Linked DNA regions of Homo sapiens: region 2 is linked to region 1. The links are chromatin loops, found by intact Hi-C in ENCODE. Cell type or tissue: heart right ventricle. All regions are shown on one strand. Each heading gives the region's core, and the rest is flanking DNA. Links, peaks and the distances in the headings are about the cores only.

The links. A loop is a pair of places that touch in the nucleus more often than their neighbours do. Peaks named below come from ENCODE experiments on the same cell type or tissue, not always from the same donor. Only the 100,000 strongest peaks of a DNase experiment are listed, where the experiment ranks them.
Region 2: it touches region 1 in a loop (3-fold over the local background); 21 of 110 quality-filtered maps call a loop at or near these places.

What each region holds. Positions count from the first base shown.
Region 1 is chr10:114,689,707-114,701,766 of GRCh38, reverse strand. It overlaps a transcript of ABLIM1 not described here and the pseudogene PPIAP19. Among named protein-coding and RNA genes, the nearest start is that of ABLIM1, 37 kb to the right of the region's middle. In heart right ventricle, for the core only: CTCF peaks have their summits at 5,585 (motif pointing left) and 6,842 (motif pointing right); a DNase peak (open chromatin) is centred at 4,316; H3K4me3 peaks cover 340 bases; H3K27ac peaks cover 7,508 bases.
Region 2 is chr10:114,768,722-114,780,781 of GRCh38, reverse strand. It overlaps LOC101927692 (a long non-coding RNA gene), which reads right to left. Exons shown (of 3, transcript NR_120628.1): 2 at 4,621-4,840; 3 at 879-2,831. It also overlaps a transcript of ABLIM1 not described here. Among named protein-coding and RNA genes, the nearest start is that of FHIP2A, 47 kb to the left of the region's middle. In heart right ventricle, for the core only: no CTCF peak of the experiment used is centred there; no DNase peak of the experiment used is centred there; H3K27ac peaks cover 577 bases.

The DNA of each region.
Region 1 (12,060 bases), core at 1,904-9,903:
TTCTTTGTCAGTGAATCCTCTCACTCCCAGACAATCAAGGTCCTAATTAGATTAGCCTTTTCTAGAACTTCACATAAATTGACTCATATACTACGCACTGTTTTGTGTAAGGCTTTTTCCACTCAGTGTAAGGTCTGTGTGATGCCTCCATTTTGTTGTGTATGGGAGTAGTTCATTCCTTTTTATTGCTGAGTAATATTCCATTATATAGGTATATCACAATTTGATTATCCATTCTATTGATGGACATTCTTGTTGTTTATAGCTATTTACTAATATGAATAAAGCTGCTGTGAACATTCTTGGAAAAGTCTTTTTTGTGGATTTATGTTTTCATTTCTCTTGGTAAAAGATCTAGATGTGGAATTGCTAGGTCGGAGGGTAGGTGTATATTTATAATAAGAAAAATTGTCAAACATTTTTCAAAAACTGTTGTAACCATTTTATATTCTCACTAGAAATGTATTAGAGTTACAATTGTCTCACATCCTCACCAATATTTGGTATTTTAATTTGGCATAGTGGTATCTTGTTGTGATTTTTACTTTGCATTTACCTCATGGCTAATTATTTGAGAACTTTTTAATGTGGATAATGGTCATTTGCATATCTAACCTTGTGAAGTATCTATTCAAGTCTCTCTACCCCTCTGTTTTTAACCTGCATTATTTTTCTTATTGAGTTGTAGGAGTTTTTTTTAAAATGTATTCTAAATACAGGTTATATGTCTGCTTTATGTTTTGCACATACTTTTCTCCCAGCCTGAGGTTTGCCTGTTTATTTTCTTAATAGTGTCTTTTGATGAATGGAGTGTTTAATTTTGGTGAAGTTTAATGTATCAATTTTTATACATTTTTGTGATTTTATTATCCTATCCAAGGAGTTTTTGCCTAATCCCAGGATATCAAAGGTATTCTATATTTTTATGACACTATTAGAGATTTAGATTTTAAGTTTACATCTATGATTCCTCTCAAAATAATTTTTGTATATGGTGTGAGGTAGGGGTTGAGGTTAATTTTTTTTTTTCACAGGGATATATAATTGTTCCAGCCTCATTTGTTGAAAAGATTCCCTTCCTCATTGAATTGCACTGGGGCCTTTGCAAAGAACCAGTCAATCATTTATAAGTGTAGATCTGTTTCTGGAATTCCTATTCTGTTTCAATGATTAATTTGTCTTTCATTATGGCAATACTACATCATCTTAATTATGCCATGTAGAGTAAGTTCTCCATCTTTGAGTGTATGTGTGTGTGTGTGTGTGTGTGTGTGTTTTAATTGTTTTTGGCAATCCTAGGCCCTTTACATTTTCATGTCTATTTTAAAACCAGTTTGTCAACTTTTATCTAAAACACCTGCTGAGAATATTATTAGGGTTACATTGAATTCATGAATTAATTTCAGAGAAATAAGGATCTTATATATTGAACCTTATAATCCATAGACATGATATATATCTTTACTAATTTAGGTTTTCTTTAATTTACCTCAGTGATTATTTGTAGTGTTCTATGTAGATCATTCTCTCTCAGTGAGGTTTTACAAGAGAAGTAATCCATAATGCTCGAATGCATCCTTCATATGTAATGAATTAACTTATTGCTTATGCATCTGGAAATGTATTAGCTTGTTAGACTTCTTTGGTAGAATCAAGAGTAGAGTCACAGGTTGGATGTGGTGACTTGTGCCTATAATCCCAGCAACTTGGGAGGCTGAGGTGGGAGGATTGCTTGAGTCCAGGAGTTCAAAGACCAGCTTGGACAACATAGTGAGACCCCATCTGAAAAAAAACAAAGAATAGAATCATTAAAATAACTTTTTGCTTAATTCTCTCATGGATTGGGGCAACATCTTGCAATACTGTGGTATAATATCACAACCAGTATATTGACACCAATTCAGTCAAGATATACAACAGTTTCATCACCACAAGGATCCTTTGGGCTGCCCTTTTATAGCAGACATAACTGTTTATAAAAGTTTACTTTTTACTTCTGGATGGTAATACTATAATTCTAAATAATATGTTTGGATTTATATTTATTTCAACAATGTCTCTCAATTGGTTTTAATGTTCACTTCCAGAGTTTTATTAGTTTTAAATCTACCATTGATATAGAGCCATTTTATAACTCTAAATAATATACTGCTATTTTTTATCTGACTCTACATAATACCTTCTTACCCCTATTAGGTAGAATGAGGACATTATCACCCTTCCACCTCACTTCTCTTCTCCTACCCACACTTTCTGTCTTCTGACTGCTGTCAGAAGACACCTTACTTTTACATTGTCAAGGTTTATATATTTTAAATCTAACTTTTATGCTTTCTTTTTTATTATAAGTTGATTTTTAGAGCTGAAAACCAATATAAATTATCTGTAACATTAAAATTATGCAAATATTCTTCACTGCAGAAGCAGACACTGTGACTGGACCCTTAGAGAAGGAATTATTCTGAGCATTAAATCTGTCTTGCTCAAAGTACATGTTTAAGCATTATTAAAGCATCATCCAAGGGCCCTTTTCCAACAACCTCCTTTTTTTTTCTCAAAATTTTATGACTCTTTAGTTTGCTTCATATTTAGATTATGGTTTTTTATACAGATTTTTAATTTACATAAAGCTTTTAATTCCAATTCTTTTTTTTTTTTTTTTGCTAAGCAAAATGAATTTATTAATAGCATTACTAAGATCGTCCAGGCTCTGAATCATAACTTGTTGAATGAAATCTACTTTCTTGAAGATGTTTTCTTGGAGACTCTATCTTCTAATTTGGACTCACTGGCTTCTAGATCTGTTATATAGCTGTCACTGTGGGATTCCCCCTAATCCCATTTTATTTCTAAATGAATTCCACATTTTCTTGGAATCTGCAGTTTTCTTTTTGGGAATTAGTTTTTTCTCCTGTGTGAGTCAGTCTTCAAGTAATTTTTTTCAGTAAGGGTGCATAAGAGGTAAGTGGAATCCTTCCCTGTCTGAAAATTTCTTATTTTCTCCACATGCTGAATTGTTTTCTTCTGACTTCACAGTGACTGCCAAGCCTCATGGTAGTCTGAGTCCTTTTCCCTTCTTGGTAACCTGAACTGGTATCTGATAGCTTTTAGGGTGTTCTCTGTATGTTCAGAGTTCTAAAATTACACCAGTGTATGTCTAGCTATTTTGTCATTTTTCTTCATCCTGTCCAGCACTTAGTTTGTTCTTTCATTCTGAAACTTGTGTCTTCCTTCAGGACTGGAGAATTCTGTTTTTTTCAGTTTCTCTCCTTTACTTTCTTTGTCCTCTCTTTTTGGAACTCCTATTCAATAGATATTGGACCTCTTCCATATCTCTTAATTCTTTTTTTTTTTTTTTACATTTTTAATCTCCTTTATTTTGCTCTACTTTATGGGAGGGTTTCTTGACATTTTGTTTTCTAGCCTGTCTGTTGCATTTCTTTTTATTTTCATAATTGTTATTTTTTTATTTCTGTAAACTCTCTTTTTCTGTGATTGCTCTTTTAATTTTTTCCCAGATTAGCTTCATGGATACAGTTTGTTCTCAAATGCCTTAGAGGATATCAATTTGAATTTTTATTTAGTTCTTTTCTTCTGTTGCTTAAATTATCTATTTTCTCTAGAATCATGTGTTTGTGTATTCATCTTGGTCCAATTTTGTGCTTTTGTTTTCCTTAAATGTCTTAGTGATTCTTTTTTTTGGTATATGTTAATTAACTAATAGGGGGATTAATACAGAGATTTCTATGTGGGGGATTAATGTTTCCTCCTGTCTTTTTGCTGGTGTAATTTTCCTCTATAGTTGTATTAGTTTGCAACCACAAGAGATCTCTAAAATGTAATCTTCAGTATATTCAATAATATATTGATTTAAAATCATTACTTTAAAGCACTTATTTATCACATACCAAATGAAATGGCAAAATGATCTTTTAAAACCCTAAGGAAGATGATATAATTTTATATTAATATGAGAAGGTTTTGAGAACCAAGCTTAAAACTTGATGATATGAGGAATAGCTGGATTACTAAAATTGAAAATTAGGGCTATCTAAGTTAATGGATTTATTGATGGGCATAGGTTTTCTTTTTAACAGCAAATATCACTCTTGTTCTGTTTCTATTGTGTCATGATTTGGATACCTATAAACCCCAAATACCTAATTTGTTTTTAGAAGCCATTGGCACACACCCTGTGTGAAGTGAGCACCTCCTGACAGGTTCACGCTGTGCAGGTTTTCCTCCCTCCTACTCGCTGGCATTTACGGTGCCACTGCCCCGGGCTGAGTGGGCTGGCCCGGAGGCTGGCTCTGGTCCCCAGCCCCTACTGCTGGGCAGATCAGCTGCTTCGAAAACCGCGTGCCAGCTCCTGAGGGCTGATCACCACTTGCCCCAGGGCAGGAGAAGCCTTGCAGGCTGCCAGATCTGAGTTCTTTAGTTTGTACTTTTGAGTAACTGGTTGTGTCTCTGACTCAGACTGTTTTATGAGTGCCACTTAAATTCTCAAAAAACCAGAGTGGCCTTACTTAAGCTGTGATGAGCGGAGTGTGGGAAGGAAGGTGGGTTGGGTTGGTGGACAGTGAGGCTGAGAATTGTTTTTCTCTGATCCCATGGAGCAGAAATGAGAAGGGAAGGGGCGTGTTTTGTGTCTGACCTGGAATTTTGTTCTCTTCCTTCCTCCCCCAGAGTGCCCTGAGTCATGAGGCCGAGAGATTCAGATTACTGTGAATTCTAGTTCTTATTGAACCCAGAATGGACCAGAAGGCCTCAGCATAGCCCTAGGACTTAGTGATCCATTCAGCATCTGTTATGAGTTGAATTATGTCTCCTCCAAATTTCTATGTTGCAGCCCTAACTCCCAGTATCTCAGGATGTGCCTATATTTGGAGACAGGCTCTATAAAGAGGTAATGTAGTTAAAATAGCCTAATCCAGTATGAATGGTATATTAGTTCATTTTCACACTGCTGATAAAGACATACCCGAGACTGGGTAATTTATAAAGGAAAAGAGGTTTAATGGACTCACAGTTCCATGTGACTGGGGAGGCCTCACAATCATGGCAGAAGGTGAAAGGCATGTCTTACATGGTGGCAGGCAAGAGAGAATGAGAGCCAAGCAAAAGGAGAAACCCCTTATAAAACCATCAGATCCCATGAGACTTATTCACTACCATGAGAACAGTATGGGGGAAACTGCCCCATGATTCAATTATTTCCCACTGTGTCCCTCCCACAACACATGAGAATTATGGGAGCTACAATTCAAGATGAGATTTGGGTGGGAACACAGCCAAACCATATCAAATGGTGTCCTTATAAGAAGAGGAAATCTGGGCACAGAGACAGAGAGACCAGACACATCTGTGCAATGAAGCTCATCCATGTGAGGTCACAGCAAGAGGGCTGTCATCTGCAAGCAAGAAGAGAGGGCTTAGAAGAAACAAAACCTGCCATCATTTTGGTCTTGGACTTCTATAGCCTGTGGTATTTTGTTGTTGTCATCTTAGCAACTAATATAGCATTTTTAGCCAAGAAATCCTGCTTTGTTCCCTGCTGCCCTCTCCAGGGATGGAGGAGGGAGGCATTCCCTGGGTGGAGCCTGGGCAAGGAGCCCTCATCACTGGATCCTAAAACCTGTGTCTCTGATTTTCCATAGACACTGGGGCTATCAAGGAAAGATTTTTGACTCATCTTGCCAAGTTCTAAACTATTTGGATATCAAACTTGGGTAAAGACCTAGTGAGGAAATCAGGGAGGCTGTAGTTAGGAGAATTTCACAGGCATGCAGAAGTAATGTCATGTAGGATGCTAGCTGAGATGTGTGGATAAGCATCAGTTGCCACATTGATGGGGCGATGGCAATAAGAGTCTGGAAACTCTGTTTTCCCAAAGAAACTGACATCCTCATAATCTCTTACGATCAGAGATCAAAATTTGAGGTGCCTTGGTTTGGTTGTACAAAGCTTCATACATGGAAATCCTTCTTTCTGTTGGATGTGTTTTATTTCCAACAGAAATAAAATGCCATGGCATTGTCTCCAATGCCATTGCATTATCATTGCCATTTCTAGCAGCAGAATTCTTTAATTTGAAAAAGTTGTTGAATTGTAATGGACCCAGTTCTAACCTAAGTTTCAGGTCAGTGACTTTGTATAATTCATTGGCTCTCTGTGTCTCAGTTTTCCTTATCTGAAAAGGGGGATAATTATTGCTGCTCCCCAGTGCACAGATACATTATTTTGATGTTGTGGGAGTGGGGTTTGAATTTGTAGAAAGAGAATGGATTTCAAAAAGGCCTTCTTTCCCCCATTTAATTTGGTCTTGAGAAAATGATGTAGCCTCTCTGAGCCTCAGTTCTCTCCTCTATAAAATGGGGATAGTAATGGTTACTCCAGTGGGGGGTGTGAGTATTAAATGAGAACATATGGAGAGCACCTTATGTTGATTCCTGCATGTTTTAAGGGCTCTATAAATGTTAGCACTTGATGATGATATTTTAAAATTATTGAAATTACTAACAAAAGGTGAGTTAGTTGCTTTAGATACTTAAGTATTATGCTGTCCCTTAAAGGGGCATCTGCTTAACAGATGGTTAGTTGACCATTTAGCTAATGGAAAGCAGTGTAAGATTTAGGATAATGTATGGAGATGTAACTAGAGAATGAGGTCTTGTTCCTTTGACCTACATGCTAAACTCTCAGTACATACCATCAAGCAGGCTTCCTCTAACTGTAACATGCACATAAATTCCCCGGAAATCTTGTTGAAATGCGAATTCTGATTCAGTACCTGGAGAGTCCGGGTTGGGTGCTGACATTCTGCATTTCTAAGAAGTTCCCAGGTGAGGGCGCTGCTGCGGCTCAATGTCCGGGTTTTGAGCGGCGAGGTCCCAGAGAAGATGGTAGAGCTAGCTATGATCCCAATCTGTAAGTTCCACTTTTTATCAACCAATTATTATTGTCTATCAACTTACATTAAGCTTCAGAAACATTTCATTTTGACTTTTCATGTCAAATTCCCCAGCTCTTGCTACTTTCCTGCCCCTGGCCTCTCTATTTAGTACTTAATGTCTTTTTTTTTCTTGTTTAAAGAATAATAACAATAATGACTAATATTTGTCAGGAATCAGGAACTGTTTCCTTAAATTTTCACAACATCCCATGAGGTAGGTATCATAATTATCCCCATCTTACAGGTGAGAATATGGAGATACGTATAGATAAAATAACTTGCTAAATCACCCAACTAGTGAGTGGTAAACCAGGACTATTTTAAGAGTTTATTTAAAGGAGCCCTTTTGTAAATGAGAATCCCCAGGGATAGCTGGCATAGTGCACCCCCCTTACCAGTTTTTGTTATGCCCCTTTAGGTTTTTGTCACATTTTAGAAAATGTAGAGCCTCCCTTCCAGGAGCCAGCAACTGTGGCATTCATCCAGAATGCAACCCCAAGTGACTGCAGAGTCTAGGAAGTCCGTGATGTTTTCTCAGAGTGGCACCCGGGCCAGAACCCACACAGCTCAGCTGTGGTTTGCTACCTTATGAGTGAAGGCTGTAAGAATGAAGGTCACAGCCAGCAGACAGATCCTGTAGGGTGTGTTCACATCCTTTCCACCTGCTTCTTTCACAATTTGAGTATAAATTCAATTTTTATCAACCGAATATTATTTTCTATTGATTTACTTCTGGAGTACTGACTTCTGAAAACTTCAGAATATTTTTATTTTTCATCTTACATAGGCAGGGCTTTTGCTACTATTCTGCCTGTGGCCTCTGTGTCTAGTACTTTAAAAATGATTAAAATAGACTGGGCATGGTGGCTGATGCCTGTAATCCCAGCACTTTGGGAGGGCAAGGCGGGAGGATGGCTTGAGGCCAGGAGCTCGAGACCAGCCTGAGCAACACAGCAATAACCCAATCTCTACAAAAAAAAAAAAAAAAGTTTTTTTAAAATCAGCCAGGCATGGTAGCATGTGCCTGTGTCCTAGCTGTTTGGGAGGCTGAGGTGGGAGGATCACTTGAGCCTGGGAGTTCAAGGTTACAGTGAGCTATGATCATGCAACTGCACTCCAGCCTGAGTGACAGAGCAAGACCCTGTTTCTGAAAGAAAAAAAAAAAGAAATAAAAAGAAAGAAAGAAAAAACGCTTAAAATTATATCAGCAACAACACCCTACCTGCAAGCCTGCGCTTATATGGCTGTGCGCTGTGCGAGGAAGAGCTGCAGGGGATAGACCTGAACCCTATGATGGATGACAGGGACACGTCCTGTAGGGGCAATGTACTTGGCGATCTGGAGAGAGTGCACGCATGAGAGCATGTTGCTCAGAGCCTGTGGCTGGTCCACTCCTGCCTTGGCTACTCATTCTCTCACTTGCTGTAGTCACTTACACTCACAGGCCTTCATTTTCCTCCTTTTTAAAATGAAAGGATTGGGTAGGTTGGGGATTTTTCAACATGTGTGTTTATTTTTAGCTATGGAACCCTTTCTTCAGATGAAGGCTCACCTGGAAGCCCAGAAAATAAAGCATAAGAGCTGAATTTTCTTTGGTGGAAGTCGGACCCAGAACCAACTCTCTGCCTTCCCCGCGCTGCATCCCTCACCGATCCCAACACAGCCTCCTTCTTCTGTTAGCTAGAAAACAGCTGGCCTAGATAATAGGAAGCCTCCCTTTAGCCTCCACACTGTGCCTGTGCACTCAAAGGAATAAAACATGGGGTTTCAGAAAGCCAGTGTTAGGGAGGAGTATTTGCTAAAGGCAGTTTTGTTTCTAACTCCAGTGGCTGGTTATTATAAACCCTAAAATGATTCAGCAAGGTGTCCTTGGTGTTGACTTATTTATTTTGCAAGGTTTAAATGCATTTTTTTTGTGTGTGTGTGAGATGGAGTCTTGCTCTGTTGCCCAGGCAGGAATGCAGTGGCACCACCTCAGCTCACTGCAATCTCTGTCTCCCGGGTTCAAGCAATTCTCCTGCCTCAGCCTCCTGAATAGCTGGGACTACAGGTACCCGCCACCACGCCCGGCTAATTTTTTTATTTTTAGTAGAGACGAGGTTTCACCATATTGGCCAGGCTGGTCTCAAACTCTTGACCTTGTGATCTGCCCGCCTTGGCCTCCCAAAGTGCTGGGATTACAGCCATGAGCCACCACTCCTGACCCGTTTTTTTACTCTATTATTAAAAATACTTTATCCTTTTGAATTTAGACTTTTGTGACTGGAAGTTTCTTGTTTTGGAGATGATGGGGGGAAAGGTTTTTTGGGGAAATATGGAAGATCATTGCAAGGAACAGAGTAGAAAGGTTTTGTTTGTTTGTTTGTTTTTGACAAGCTCTATAATGTTGTGATGTGTATTGAGCAGACTAGCCTATCTTCCTTTGCTGACGCAATAATCTTGGAAGAGACAAAAGTTGAAAGGAGGCAGACACAAGACATGAAGAGTTTCAGAAATCTTTGAAATCTTTGAAAGTCTTTTTGAAAGTCTTTGGAATAATTAGTTCACTTGAGACCATCAATAAAATGCTTGCTTTCATTGGTGACTGGGTATGAATGTCTTACTGTCAGCAGAATTGTTAACTAGAGAGGGTAATACAGAATGTTAAATAAATTTGAAGTCTCCCAAATTAAACTGGAGAGCTGAATTGAAGTCAATGATCTGGAGTAGCATTCTTATTCTTAGTAGAATATGGCATATTTTCTCTTCCCACTGACTTTGAATGAAGCTTCCATGGAGAAGGTGGTGGAACAGCTTAGAAGTAATACACACTGAGTGAACAGTGCAGGAGAGAGACAATGATGTAGTAACATTTCTTGGGCAGGTATGTGTCTTCTAGGTGTTTATTCTGTTTTCCTACCCTTTCACAACAGCAAAAATCTGTATTAAATGTAGCCTTCTGGGTATAGCACAGTTGATAAATATCCTCTTTCATTCTCTGGGGGTGAAGCTATGTGTGGAATATTTTGCAATTGCTGTGGTCATGTATCACTCATGTGCCAAATGAAAATGGTAATGAATGTGGAAGTTATAAAAAATCCACACTAAAGTAAGTCATTATGATTTAACCCAATGCTTCATCTGTTTACAATGAAAGAACATAGAATCTCCTTGTTCTGCAGTAATTTGTTTCCTTTTAGACTTTATCATTACAACTTTTTCAAAGGCACCAAGAGTGGAATCCCCTGATTCCTGCAACTTATTTGCATCAAATGAGTCACCAAAGAGAAATGCCTGTTGTTTTTGCAGGGAATACAGCATGCATTTTAATCCTCTCTAACATAGCAGACTGGGAGGGAGTGAGAGGCAGAACGAAATGGATAAAAGGGAGAGGAGAGAGACATAGAAAGTCCATCACTGCAACTTCTTAGCTGTGTATGCAAATGTAAAAACTGTTTTATGGATACCACTAAGTGCATTCCGCTTCTAGTTATTCGTTTATATGAAAAAAATTCATGCAAATAACAGCATTGATATTAATTAATTGGCATCCACGTGTATTCTTTCAGCAGAGCTACAAGAAGAAGCTGTGAGAATGTTGAGGTGGAGCCATTGATCACGTCTCATAATAGCACAGAGATCAAGACATAGAGATCCGAGTTCAAATCTGTGCTCTTCTGCATACAAGATGTGACTCTGAAAAAAATTACTGTCTTTAGGCTTAGTTTTCTCATCTTTTAAAGAGGGATTCATAATTGTCCTTATCTCCTAAGGTTGTTAGAAGGAACAATTGAAAGATGCATGTCAGAAATGTTTACTATAGTCAGAATAACTATTTGAAAAATATTAGCCAGGGCCTGGCGAGGTGGCTCGCACCTGTAATTGCAGTACTTTGAGAGACCAAGGCAGGAGGATCAGTTGAGGTCAGGAGTTCGAGACCAGCCTGGCCAACATGGCGAAACCCAGTCTCTATTAAAAATACAAAAATTAGCTGAGTGTAGTGTTGCATGTCTGTAGTCTCAGCTCCTTGGGAGGCTGAGGTGGGAGAATCACTTGAACCTGGGAGGCAGAGGTTGCAGGGAGCTGAGATCGCACCACTGCACTCCAGCTTGGGCAACAAAGCAAGACTCCATCTCAAAAAAAAAAATAGGCTTTTGCAGACGCTGCCGCCACCAGGAGCCCTGTAGTATCAGCCATAGTCAATCCCACGGTGTTCTTCAACATTGCCATCAATGGTGAGCCCTTGGGCTGCATCTCCTTTGAGCTGTTTGCAGACAAGTTTCCAAAGACAGCAGAAAACCTTCGTGTTCTGGGCATGGGAGAGAAAGGATTTGGTTGTAAGGGCTCCCGCTTTCACAGAATTATTCCAGGGTTTATGTGTCAGGGTGGTGACTTCACACGCCATAATGGCACTGGTGGCAAGTCCATCTATGGGGAGAAATTTGATGATGAGAACTTCATCCTAAAGCATACAGGTCCTGGCATCTTGTCCATGGCAAATGCTGGACCCAACACAAACGGTTCCCAGTTTTTCATCTGCACTGCCAAGAGTGAGTGGTTGGATGGCAAGCATGTGGTCTTTGGCAAGATGAAAGAAGGCATAAATATTGTGGAGGCCACGGGGCGCTTTGGGTCCAGGAATGGAAAGACCAGCAAGAAAATCACCATTGCTGACTGTGGACAACTTGAATAAGTTTGACTTGTGTTTTATCTTAACCACCAGACCCTTCCTTTTGTAGCTCAGGAGAGCACCCTCCACCCCATTTGCTTGCAGTATCCTAGAATCTTTGTGCTCTTGCTGCAGTTCCCTTTGGGTTCCATGTTTTCCTTGTTCCCTATGCCTAGCTGAATTGAAGAGTTGAGTTAAGTTTATGATTATGAAATTAAAACTAAATAACTATAAAAAGTTAGCCCCATTTTGGGGTGGTGGTGGCAGATGCTAAGGGGCAGCATCAAGCAGTGATTAGGATAAGCATCAAGTCAGGAAATGGATTCCCATGTACTCACTACTCTTCCCTGTCCAGCTTATTGTTGAATGTAGAGAGTCCAGTTTTCTGTGTGCTAGAAATTTCATCTCGAATCTTTTTTTGAAAGATACTGATCATAAAGAGAAAAAAAAAAGGAAAGGA
Region 2 (12,060 bases), core at 3,485-11,484, 77 kb before region 1:
GTCAAAAAACATAGAAAAGAACAACCTAAGAGAAGTAAGAAAGCTTTGACCTGTGAAGGAAAATTGATAGGAGGCCGTTGGTTTGTACTGAGCTCCTGCACTGGGCCCAACAGACCAAAGCAAAATGGAATAATTCCTGCTGAAGTTTCACACCACCAAACCAAAACCAAGGTGTTTATCTGAACTTCCAAGGAATCAGGGGGTTGGGGGTGGCAGGGAGAGAGAGAGAGCCAAATCCCCAAACAGGCCAGTTTTACCCGGCATGATAAGGAAGTCCCCTCTGCTTTAACCTTTAGGAAGAAAGCAACTTCAAAATGACTAATCCACTTTTTGTTCTCTATGTCTGCTTCCCCAGCCCTTTTTGTCTATAAAGCCAAACTTCTCTGTTCAGCTCATTTACAGATTGAGTTGTTGCCTGATTCAAGAGTCACCGATAAAAGCCTATTAAGATCTTTAACTAAATGGGTTGTAATTTTGTCTTTTGACAGAGCCACTTGATTTCTTCCCACAGAAAGTTTCACCTTCCTCTTGCCTGCCACCTTCTTTTTCAGGAATCCCACTGTATGCTCTCAAGGACACTGTTTATTCTGCAACTCAGGCCAAAATTCCTTTTTCCTAAAGATGAGGTGGAGAAGAGAGAAGGCCTTTGCTTTCCTTGGCATGTTAGGGTGTGAGCAGTGCTTTTATAGAGAGTTGATTTCCTGGAAAACCTCCAGCCACAGCCCTTTTATTTATTTTATTATGATTTTTTACTCTGCCATAAATTCAACCAAGTGTACACAACCCTTTTAATATGTGAATGATGAAACAATAAAAGCCACAGCCTCCCTGGAAGGCAGGATGTGAGTCACCATTAAAAAAAAAAAAGTCAACACAAACTTCATCCCAACAATTTTATTTCTGAGGATCTTTCCTAGACGTATAGTTGCATGAATGTGAAGAGACATGTTCAAGGATACTCAGTGCAGCCTGGTTTGTAACAGTGAAATCAGAAACAACATAAATGACTCGCAAAAGAAAAATGGTTACCTAAACTATATTACACCCATTCTATGGAATATATCCATACTATGCAACATTCAAAGAATAAAATAGATCAATATGCATCGATATGAAAAGACCTTTAAGACAAATTGTTAAATGAAAACAAATCTATAGAAAAATAAGGCATAATCCAGTTACATAAAAATACATATTTCTTTGTGTATATGTACACACACATAATGTATATATGTATGTAAACAAAGAAAAAGATCTTGAAAGATACCCATCAAATAGTAGTGAGTTTTTGCTTTGTTTCTGAATTTTTGACAATTTAAATGTATTGATATGCTACTTATGTAATTAAACATTTAAGAAAAAAGGGCAAGGAAAGCAAGAAATCATGCCGCATAGCATAATGGCTAACTGCCTGGTCCCTGGAACCAGACAACCTGTATCCAGATTCTAGCTTGCCACTTACTTAACCTCCCTGCACTTCAGTTTCCTCCTTTGTAAATTGGAGGGTAACAACAGTGCCTACCTGAAGGTGGTTATAGACATGAAATAAGATGATATGTTCAAAGTGCTTGGGACCTAGTGAGGGCTATATAAATGTTAGCTAGTATTACTGATTAAGGAGAGAATAAATCACTGGTGATTCCACTTTAGTCAGAGAAGAATGATTATTTTTTTCATATTCTGGCACTAGTGAGACCTCAGGAAATGTATTTTTTAAAAAATCAATGTCAAACAGCCCTGAAGATGAGGCTTCTAATGCTCCTGCTATTACCTAGTCTTCCTGGAACAAAATGCACACTGGAGAGAGTACAGTTCGACCGACATTCATACCAAATACTCCACTGGGTGCTGGAGACCAGTGAGGCAACATTTCTGCTTTTAAGGGACTCATTTTGTGTTATGGGGGGGTGTAGTGGAGGGAAGAATCAAATCAGCAAACAAATCTTTTTAACACGGGTTAGTCCACAAGATGGGATTACACAGAACTGTGAGTGGAGCTAGAGTAGAAAGGAATGGGAGGGACAAGAACACTCCTGGTAGACGTGAACACTCTGGAAAGATGAGAGGAGTTAGCAATGAAAATAAAAAAGGGATTGGGCATTTCAGGTAAGGGAAACAACATGATTCATTTAGGGGAACTACAAGGAGTTTGGTATTGTTAAAATGTATGTGTGTGTGTGTGTGTGTGTGTGTGTGTGTGTGTGTGTGTGTGTCTGGATGATGAATGGGAGGGGGACAAGGAAGAATGGCCGGAGGAAGTAAGGAACAACAGGTTTGGAAAGACAGTGACAACGATTGGTGACCTTAATTATGTAGCATCAGAGTAGTAGTAGAAACAAAGCAAGATCGCGATGGAAAGATTACTGAAGACAATCTAACTATTTGGACAGATTGAGAGATTTTTTGTTGTTGTTTTTTGAGACAGCATTTCACTCTGTCACCCATGCTGTAGTGCAGTGGCCCAATCCTGGCTCACTGCAGCCTTAACCTCCCGGGCTCAGGTGATCCTCCCATCTCAGTCTCCTGAGTAGCTGGGACCACAGGTGTGTGACACTATGCCCGGCTAATTTTTGTATTTTTTGTAGAGATGGGATTTTGCCATGTTGCCCAGGCTGGTCTCAAACTCCTGGGCTCAAGCCATCCACCTACTTCAGCCTCCCAAAGTGCTAGGATTACAGGCGTGAGCCACCATGCCCAACCAGACTGATTTTATGAAAGAAGTCTCATTTTGACAAGTCACCTTTTGAAAAAATATGACAGGCTGACTTCTGACTTGTATTTCCAGGTAGAATGTAGCAGATCATGGCAGGCCAGCGCTCTTGCTGCAACACCTAAGAAAAAGAAGGATAAGTTACCAAAATCATAGTGCAAAAGATTTAGTGAGAGACCTTAGTGAGAGAGCTGTGGAAACAATGAACACCATATGAACTAACATTGCAGAGAGAGGGGAGTACTTCCTAAGGGAGCTGACAATCTCTGGCCATTTTCCTCCCTGGGGATTTTTGTCAGTTCTGAGTGAAGACTAAGAATCATGCTTGACTAGAGGGACTCTTGGTGCTTGCGTGGGGCTGGCTTGACAGATTATAAACTAGTGTAGAACTGAACACACAGGAGCATATGCTGATGCTTGGGTGATGCAGGAGGCTGGGAGACTTGGCCAGAGAGGCAGAGTGAAATATCCCAATTTCATGGTACTTAAGAGACAAAGTCCCACTAGGAGGAGGCATCCTGCCATAAATACATGGCCAGTTACCCTCAATTATTTTATATACAATGTTTGGCATGCAATTAAAATTACAAAATTTGTGAAGGGGCAGGAAAATATGGCCAATAACCAAGAGAAAAAGCAGACAATATGAGCAAAGCCACAGATGGTTGATATACTTGAGTTAACTGACAAGGACTCTAAGAATAATTATGATTAATAAGTTAAACAAAATAGAAAAAATATGGAAAAACATGAAAAGAGAGAGAAATTCAACAGAGGTAGAATCTACTAGAAAGAATCAAAAACACATTTTAGAAATGAAAAGGACACTATCTGAAATTAAGAACACTTTGGGTGAGTTTTACAGGCAGAACACAGCAAAGAAAGAGTTAATCTATTTGAGGACAGGTCAATAAAAATGATCCAAATTGAAACAGAAAAAATCATGGAAGAAAAAAATGGGGCAAAAGAGACATGTGGGGCATAGACAAGCAGTCTAACATATTTATAATTGGAGAGGGTGGGGATAGAGAACGGGGCAGAAAAAATATTTAAAAGATTTAAAAGACAAGTGCAACCTAAGTAGAATAAAAGAAACTTATACATAGGTATATCATAGTCAAACTGATGAAAACCAAAAATTAAAAAACATTTTAGGCTGGGTGTGATGGCTCACACCTGTAATCCCAGCACTTTGGGAGGCCAAGGTGGCAGGATCATTTGAGGTCAGAAGTTCAAAATCAGTCTAGGCAACATAGTTGGACCCTGCCTCTACAGGGAAAAGGAAAATTAGTTGAGCATCCCATAGCTGGCATTCTTGTAGTCCAAGCTACTTGGGAGGCTGAGGCGGGAGCTCAGGAGAGTGAAGTTCCAGTGAGCTATGATCACACCACTGCATTCCAGCCTGGATGAAAGAGGGAGAACGTGACTGTATTATAAAAATCCATTTTATTTTTTTTTTGAGACTAAGTCTTGCTCTATTGCCCAGGCTGGAGTGCAGTGGCACAGTCTAGGCTCACTGCAACCTCTGCCTCCTGGGTTCAGGCGATTCTCCTGCCTCAGCCTCCCGAGTAGCTGCGGCTACAGGCACGTGCCACCACACCCGGCTAATTTTTGTATTTTTAGTAGAGATGAGGTTTCACCAAGTTGGGCAGGCTGGTCTCAAACCCCTGACCTTGTGATCTGCCTGCCTCAGCCTCCCAAAGTGCTGGGATTACAGGCATGAGCCACCACGCCCGGCCCAAAACTACGTTTTTTAACAAAGGAAAAAATATGCTTTACCTTCAAAGGTACAACAGTAAGGGCAGCTGCAGTCTTTTTAACAGAAATTATGAAAAAATAAATGGAATGACACATCTTCAAACTGCTGAAAAAAAAAAAAAGAAAAAGATGTCGCTAATGATTTTACCCACACCAAAAATGGGTTTGTTGTCCACCATCTCATGCTCAGGACTATTTGTGGGTCCTCTGCAACACTCTTCAGTATCCTGAGATGTCTTCCTCATACCCCTCTATATTGTAGGATTGCAGGCTTCACAGTTCTGTGGTGTCAAGATCACCTATGCCACGTTATGTCCACTGTAGCTTTATACTCCTTTAAAGTGACCTTTAGTTTTATTCACTGGCTTTAATCTGCAATCAAATCAAAATGTTAATGTAATCCCATCAGGAGTTTGGCATTCCATTGACTATTAGCAACAGCCCTCTGCCTATATATTAGGAACATAATTTGTATTAGATGCTTCTTTTCTGATTTTTTTGGGTAAAATAGTGTTGATGTCCTAGTGGTTAGAAAAATGTTTCATGCCTTACAAATGTTAGATTTGGAGTTCAGTCACAAATGATATATCCTGCTTGTCACTTAAGAATTTAAATGAAGCAGTTCAATAATATAAGAATCAGTGCCATCACTAGGTTGTAGGTTCCATTCACTATGATTTGATGTATCTAAATGACTGAGAAGGCTTGTAAAACGTGTGTCTTCAATAATCCCATAGATTCATCTGCAGAACACTGAGAACTTACTGTGGCTAATGTGCTCTTCCTGGTCTATCTATGGTATTCAGAATGATAATCCAGTCATTTTCTAAAATATGCCTCACCTCTCTCTTGGAACTAAAGAGACACCATCCAGCAACAGAGGAATAATCCTTGATGATTAGGATAAACCAGTTGCATCTCCTGATCCCTCAAATATTCCATTGAACTCCCACATATCTAATTCTCAAACTGCTCAAATACCCTATTGATATGGTTTGGTTCTGTGTCCCCACCCAAATCTCATCTCGAATTGTAATCCCCACGTGTGGAGGGAGGGACCTGTAATCCCCACATTTTGAGGGAGGGAGGTGATTGGATCATGGGGGCGGTTTCCCCATGCTGTTCATGTGATAGTGAGTTCTCATGAGATCTGATGGTTTTATAAGTGTCTGGCATTTCCCCTGCTTGCATTTTTCCCTCTCCTGCCACCATGTGAAGAGGGTCTTTGCTTCCTCTTCACCTTCCTCCATGATTGTAAGTCTCCTGAGGCCTCCCCAGTCATCCAAAATGTGAGTCAATTAAACCTGTTTCCTTTATAAACTACCCAGACTCAGGTAGTATCGTTATAGCAGTGTGAGAACGGACAATACACCTGTGTTTTTTGTTTTGTTTCAGGAAACTAGTTCCTGGCATGGGCATCTTTGGACATCTAGTACTTTTTTTCCCCTGGCTTCTGCTAGGGACTAGAATTCATTCTTATCTCCGCCTTGGTTCCCTTGTACTGATTTCCTTTATGACAGAGCCTACATCTAAAATATTTAACATCTCTGCTCTGCTCTACCAAATGCTGCCCCTAGCCCTCATGTCTAGGTTAGAGGTCCTTCCAAGTTTCACATTCTGCCCTGGCTTTGGACTAGATTACTTATTACTCTGTTTAACTCTGTCTCTTGTTTTTCAGTCCAACTTTTTTCTCAGTTGTAGGAGCCCTACCAATGGGCAGCTTTCAAATATTTGTTCATTTTACCTATCCTCGTGGAACTTCACCCGGTATATGTGCAGCTTAGGAATCAGTAAGGTCTCAAGAACACTCTTCTGTAGATTCCTGTAGCTCTTTCTCCACATAGTTTCCTCTGGGCACTTATCCCACAACTTCCATCCACCATGGCCTCTCGGGACCATGCTTGTTTTCTCCTAAACTCAGTGAGACCACTGAGCTCTGTCTGGGTTTCTCCTCCCTCCACCTGTAGCCTGGGAGTTTCCTCTAGTCAGAAGCCATGGCATTCATAGGACTCACTTTATTTGCTTCTGTTTTCTCAAGAACCACTGTCCTGGGCTGCCTGTTGTCCAATAACTAAAAATAGTTGTTTCATGTATTTTTTTCAGTTTTGTTGTTTGATTTGGGAAGACAAGTCTAATTATTACTTCATCATGGCCAAAAGCAGAATTCCAGTTTATAATCTCATTTAAATCTCTCTTCTAACTGTAGTTAAGGGTGTCTTTCTAATACTCTTTATTTATTCTTTCTTTTTTTTCTTAGTTTCACTAAAGGTCATTCATTTTGTTAATTCTTTTCAAAGAACCACATTTTATCCTAGTTCTTCATTTCAAATGTATTGATATTTAGTTGGATTTATTTCTATGTAAACAAATTTCTTTTTTCCTCATTCTTGCTTCTATCTCATACTTTTTAATGGTGGTCATTTTACTCTACATAAATATATTTATATATTTACATATATATTTATATATAAATGATACAGAAATTTTATTAGTGGTACACTCAATATCTGTCTTAAAATATCTATCTTGCCCTCATTTTTGAAAGATATTTTTGCTGTTCATGCAATTTTTTTGTTTTGTTTGTTTGTTTTTGAGACGGAGTCTCTCTCTGTAGCCCAGGCTGGAGTGCAGTGGCGCAATCTCAGCTCACTGCATCCTCCGCCTTCTGAGTTCAAGCTATTCTCCTGCCTCAGCCTCCTGAGTAGCTGGGATTACAGGCATGCACCACCATGTCCAGCTAATTTTTAAATTTTTAGTAGAGACAGGGTTTCACCGTGTTGGCTGGGCTGGTTTTGAACTCCTGACCTCAAGTGATCCACCCACCTTGGCCTCCCAAAGTGCTGAGATTACAGACATGAGCCACCGCGCCTGGCCTATTCGTGAAATTTTAAATGAACAATTATAGGCTAATCAGAATTCTGTTGTCTCATGGCTTTTATCCTTTCCCTTGAGTCTGTTATCAATCTGTTTTGTTCCTAGGCTATGTCCTTTCTCTTTGACTGCTTTTTAGATCTTATCTTTGTTTTTAGTGTTGTTCAGTTTCAATATCAGTGTGTCTAGGTCTAGATTTCTTTTTATTCATCCAACCTGGTATATATTGTATTTCCTTTATTGATATATGTATTTTATAATATTCTTAGTTGTTTTTCCTTCAAATGTAGTCTTTTCTCCATTTTAAAATTGTTTCTTAGGACTCCTATTATTTATAAATTAGATCTTCTTATCCTATTGTCAATATATCTTAACCTCTATTTTGCATTATTCATCTCCCAATATTTTGGAGCTGTATTTCTAGTGGCTTTTTAATATCTACTTTCCAATTCACTAAATCTTTGGTTCTGTTTGTCTGTTTTATCTATCCAATGAGTTTTAAAATTTCTATAGTTGATAGTTGTTATTTCTATTTGGTTCTTTTTGAAATTTACTTGGTCATTTTTGATAGTCTGGTGTTGGCTTAGTTTTGTGATGTGTATCTTTTGTTATTTTTTTGTTACTTTATATATATTTTATCTCTTGTTTTATATGTATTATCTGGGAATTATAATACCCAAACTACTTAGTATCTATTTGTTGTTTCTGCTGACTCTCACTCAGCATGGCTTCTTTTCCTGTGTATTTTGGCATCTTTTATTATGACCTCATGTTTGCTTGATCTTTATTTGTGGAATCCTTGGGGTCTACACTGATGAAGGTTTTTGTGTTTTTTTGAGACAGGGTCTCACTCTGTCACCCAGGCTGGAGTGCAGTGATGCAATCATAGCTCACCGCAGCCTCAATCTCCTGGGCTCCAGTGATCCTCCCACCTCAGACTCCCAAATAGCTGGGACTACAGGCACAAGCCACCACACCTGGCTAATTTAAATTTTTTTTTTTTGGTAGAGTTAGGGTTTTGCCATGTTGTCCAGGCTGGTCTCAAACTCCTGGGCTCACATGATTCTTCCACCTTGGCCTCCCATAGTGCTGGGATTACAGGCATGAGCCACTGTTGGATGCTTTTACTAAAAAAGAAGTATTTAAAAAGAATTTTAGTTTGCTTCTCTCGGGAGCCAGGGATATGACTAATCTGAGGTCATTTTATCCCCCTTTAGTGGCCTGGCTTAATGAAGACTCTCAGGCTTAGCTTCTCCACCTTGTATACTGCTTTTCTAACTTGTTTGCCAGGACTTCCTCATTGCCTATTACATAGTAGGTATTATAAAGGTATTTGATTAAAAACCATTGAGTAGTTCAGTGTGCCTTTAAGCTTGAAGTTATGCAGAAAGAAGAATTATTCTCATGCTACTCATGAGAAGCTTAGGTTCAGAATGAGAAGTGATGATGAGTTGGCAGCTGAAAAGCTGTGGGAGTAAGACTCAATATTCAATTATTTAAAAAATCAATAAAGAAAAAATGTTAATAATGTACATTACCTTTCCTTCCATTAGAAATTAAAAGAGCATTTTTGGCAAGAGTCAAATAGGAACCTCTTTTTTTCAAACACAGACTGGAATGTGTTTCATCCCTTTGGTCTATATAAATTTTTCCTCTGGTTTCAACCAATAGATTGTACTTTATTTCCTGACTTTAAAAAGTGGCATTTACTATGTCTCCTAAAATTCCTTGCACTTTACAATTTGCTTTTACAATGATTTCTAAAGTATTCTCAGTTATTTCAGATGAGACATTTGTTAGGAGATTCAAGCCATTAACAAACTTGGTTGCTGTATGATTGGAAGAATTGGTTTCAGATTTCTGAGATTATAGAAAGAGATTCTGAGATGATGTGAGTGGCCCTAAAATGTCATTTCCATATATCACAACTCCAAAATGTAAGAAAATCACATATATTTTAAAATATATACTTAACCTGAAGAAGACTAAAGCTAAATACATAGGGAAACCTCTTTTTAGCTAAAGATGACCTTTGATAGCAAACTTACCATTTTGCAACCTGCCAGTCAGGCAGGCACGGAGTACTTGCTATGTGCCTAACAGTATTGGGAAAGGTGCCTTATTTGAGACTTACATCTAGGAGTGAATTTTATAATCATCTGTGTAGTCTATTACAAGCATCTTAAGGACAAGAGTAAGATCTGTTCATTATTAGGAATTTGCCACTGTATCTGTAATTCTGCTATGAGGTTATAAGAACCAGAACTATTGTGGCAGTTAGAGAAAAAGACTAGATATTACTTAAAAGAATAGGCCGGGTGCGGTGGCTCATGCCTGTAATCCCAGCACTGTGGGAAGCCGAGGCGGGCAGTTTGCCTGAGGCCTGGAGTTCGAGACCAGCCTGGCCAACATGGTAAAACCCCGTCTCTACTAAAAATACAAAAATTAGCCAGGTGTGGTGGCACGTGCCTGTGATCCCAGCTACTCAGGAGGCTGAGGCATGAGAATCACTTGAGCACGGGAGGTGGAGGTTGCAGTAAGCCAAGAGGTGTCACTGCACTCCAACCTGGGTGATAGAGCGAGACTCTGTCTCAAATAAATAAATAAATATTAAAAAGAAGGCACACAGTTCTGGGACCTCTCTATCTTACTAGTATGATATCTGATATAACATATGTTCTGTATACTTCCAGAACAAATTCAATTCGACAAGACTGGCCAAGTCCCTGATTTCAAGGAGATTTGGGGAGATAGAAAAGACTTACAACAAAACCATTAAACAGCAGCAGAAAGCAGTGTGTTAAGTAAAAACAGGTGATTCTGAAAGTAAATGCCACAGAAGTTGATTGAACGAGATCACTGTGGGTTAAGGTAGAAGGAGAACCTTTCATAAGATGTTATATGAGTTAACTTGGGTGGGGAGGAGGACACTGGGGAAGAAAAATGAGAATGAGTAAAGGCAGGGAGACAGGAAACATATTATCTTGTTGAGAAACAGAGGGAAAAATAGTCTGTCTACAGTAAAATGTTTGAGTAGGGAGTAGCTAGAGATGGCACTGGCAAGGTAGGAAAGCACAGATTATGAAGGACCTTAAAATTTCAGTGGACTCTAAGCTTTGTGTGGGCATAGATCATGTCTATCTTGTTCACCATTGTAACCCTAGTATCTACCCTAGAGACTGGTACATAATATGTGTTCAATAAAATTTTGCTGGATGAATTAATTGCTTGGATGAAGACAGTTTGAAATGTTCAGTCTGTATCTGGAGATCAGTGAGGACCCACTAATAACCTCATAGTAGAACATGAACTAGTCATGTTATAAATAGAAAAATTATTCTCAAGGTAATGGGCAAAATAAACCTGGGGGGTGGGTGGTAGGGAGGCAGTGGAGGCTGGAGGCTGAATGTAGGCAGGGCAACCAGGCTATTCCTGTGATCATGCTTTAGGTGAGAAAGGTTAAGAGTGGAATGAGGATAGTGGGAGAGGAGAGTTGTTTTGAGATTGAAGCAACTGAATTGTGATTCACTGGCAAGTTTTCTGCCTAAAAGACAGTGAAAGGGATGTTGTCAAGATGGATAAATAATGAGTTGATTTTTGTAGTTGGCATTTGAATCTGAGAATTTCTATTCCCATTACAAATCTTTTTTCTAGTATTTCCTTTCCCACATGATCATTTGGTTGGGTTTTTTTCAACAATGCTCAATTATCCATCAATTATTTTTTCTGAAAGAATTACGTTCACCTATTTTTTAATATTTCTGAATTGTCAGAACTATTATACAATTCCATACAATTCCCATCACATCAGGATGGATTTGGGCAGTGCCAACATAGAAAACAACTAGAACATCTCTTTCTTTTCTTTCTTTCTTTCTTCCCTTCTCTTTCTTTCTTCCTTCCTTCCTTTCTTTTCTCCTTCCCTTCCTTCCTTCTCTCTCTTCCTTCCCTTTCTTTCTTTCTCTTTCTTTCTTTCTTTCTTTCTTTCTTTCTTTCTTTCTTTCTTTCTTTCTTTCTTTCCTTCTTTTCTTTCTTTCTTTCTTTTCTTTCTTTCTTGTCTGTCTCTTTCTCTCTTTCTTTCTTTTTCTTTCTTTCTTATCTCGATGGAGTCTTGCTCTGTCACCCAGGCTGGAGTGCAGTGCCGTGATCTCGGCTCACTGCATCCTCCACCTCAAGCGATTCTCATACCTCAACCTCCCGAGTAGCTGGGATTACAAGCACCGGTCACCAAGGCCTGCTAATTTGCTTTTTTTTTTTTTTTTTTTTTTTTCATTGAAGACAGTGTTTCACCATGTTGGCCAAGCTGGTTTTGAACTCCTGACCTCAAGTGATCCGTCCACCTCAGCCTCCCAAAGTGCTGGGATTACATGAGTGAGCCACCACACCCGGCCATAGAACATCTGTTTTGAGAGTGCACAGAGGAAGAGAGGACAGGGCGTGAGAGTGGAATCCCACCTTTTTAGTTAGAATTTCTAGATCTGGTGGCTTTTTATTATGTTGCTTATTAGCATCAAGCGCTAGTTGATAAACCTCCAGGGCACTAAGAGGTTTTTGTTGTATTTTCTCCTTTTTATCCTGACATATAGAAAAAGGGGATTTGTTCAGAGTGGTCACCAGCCCGGCCCAGCCCCGACTCTTCAGAGTTGATGCAGTAAATCAAGTGTATGCACAGACCTCCCTTGAGTGTCTGTTGGCTCAAGACCGGGTGCTGGGTGGGGGGA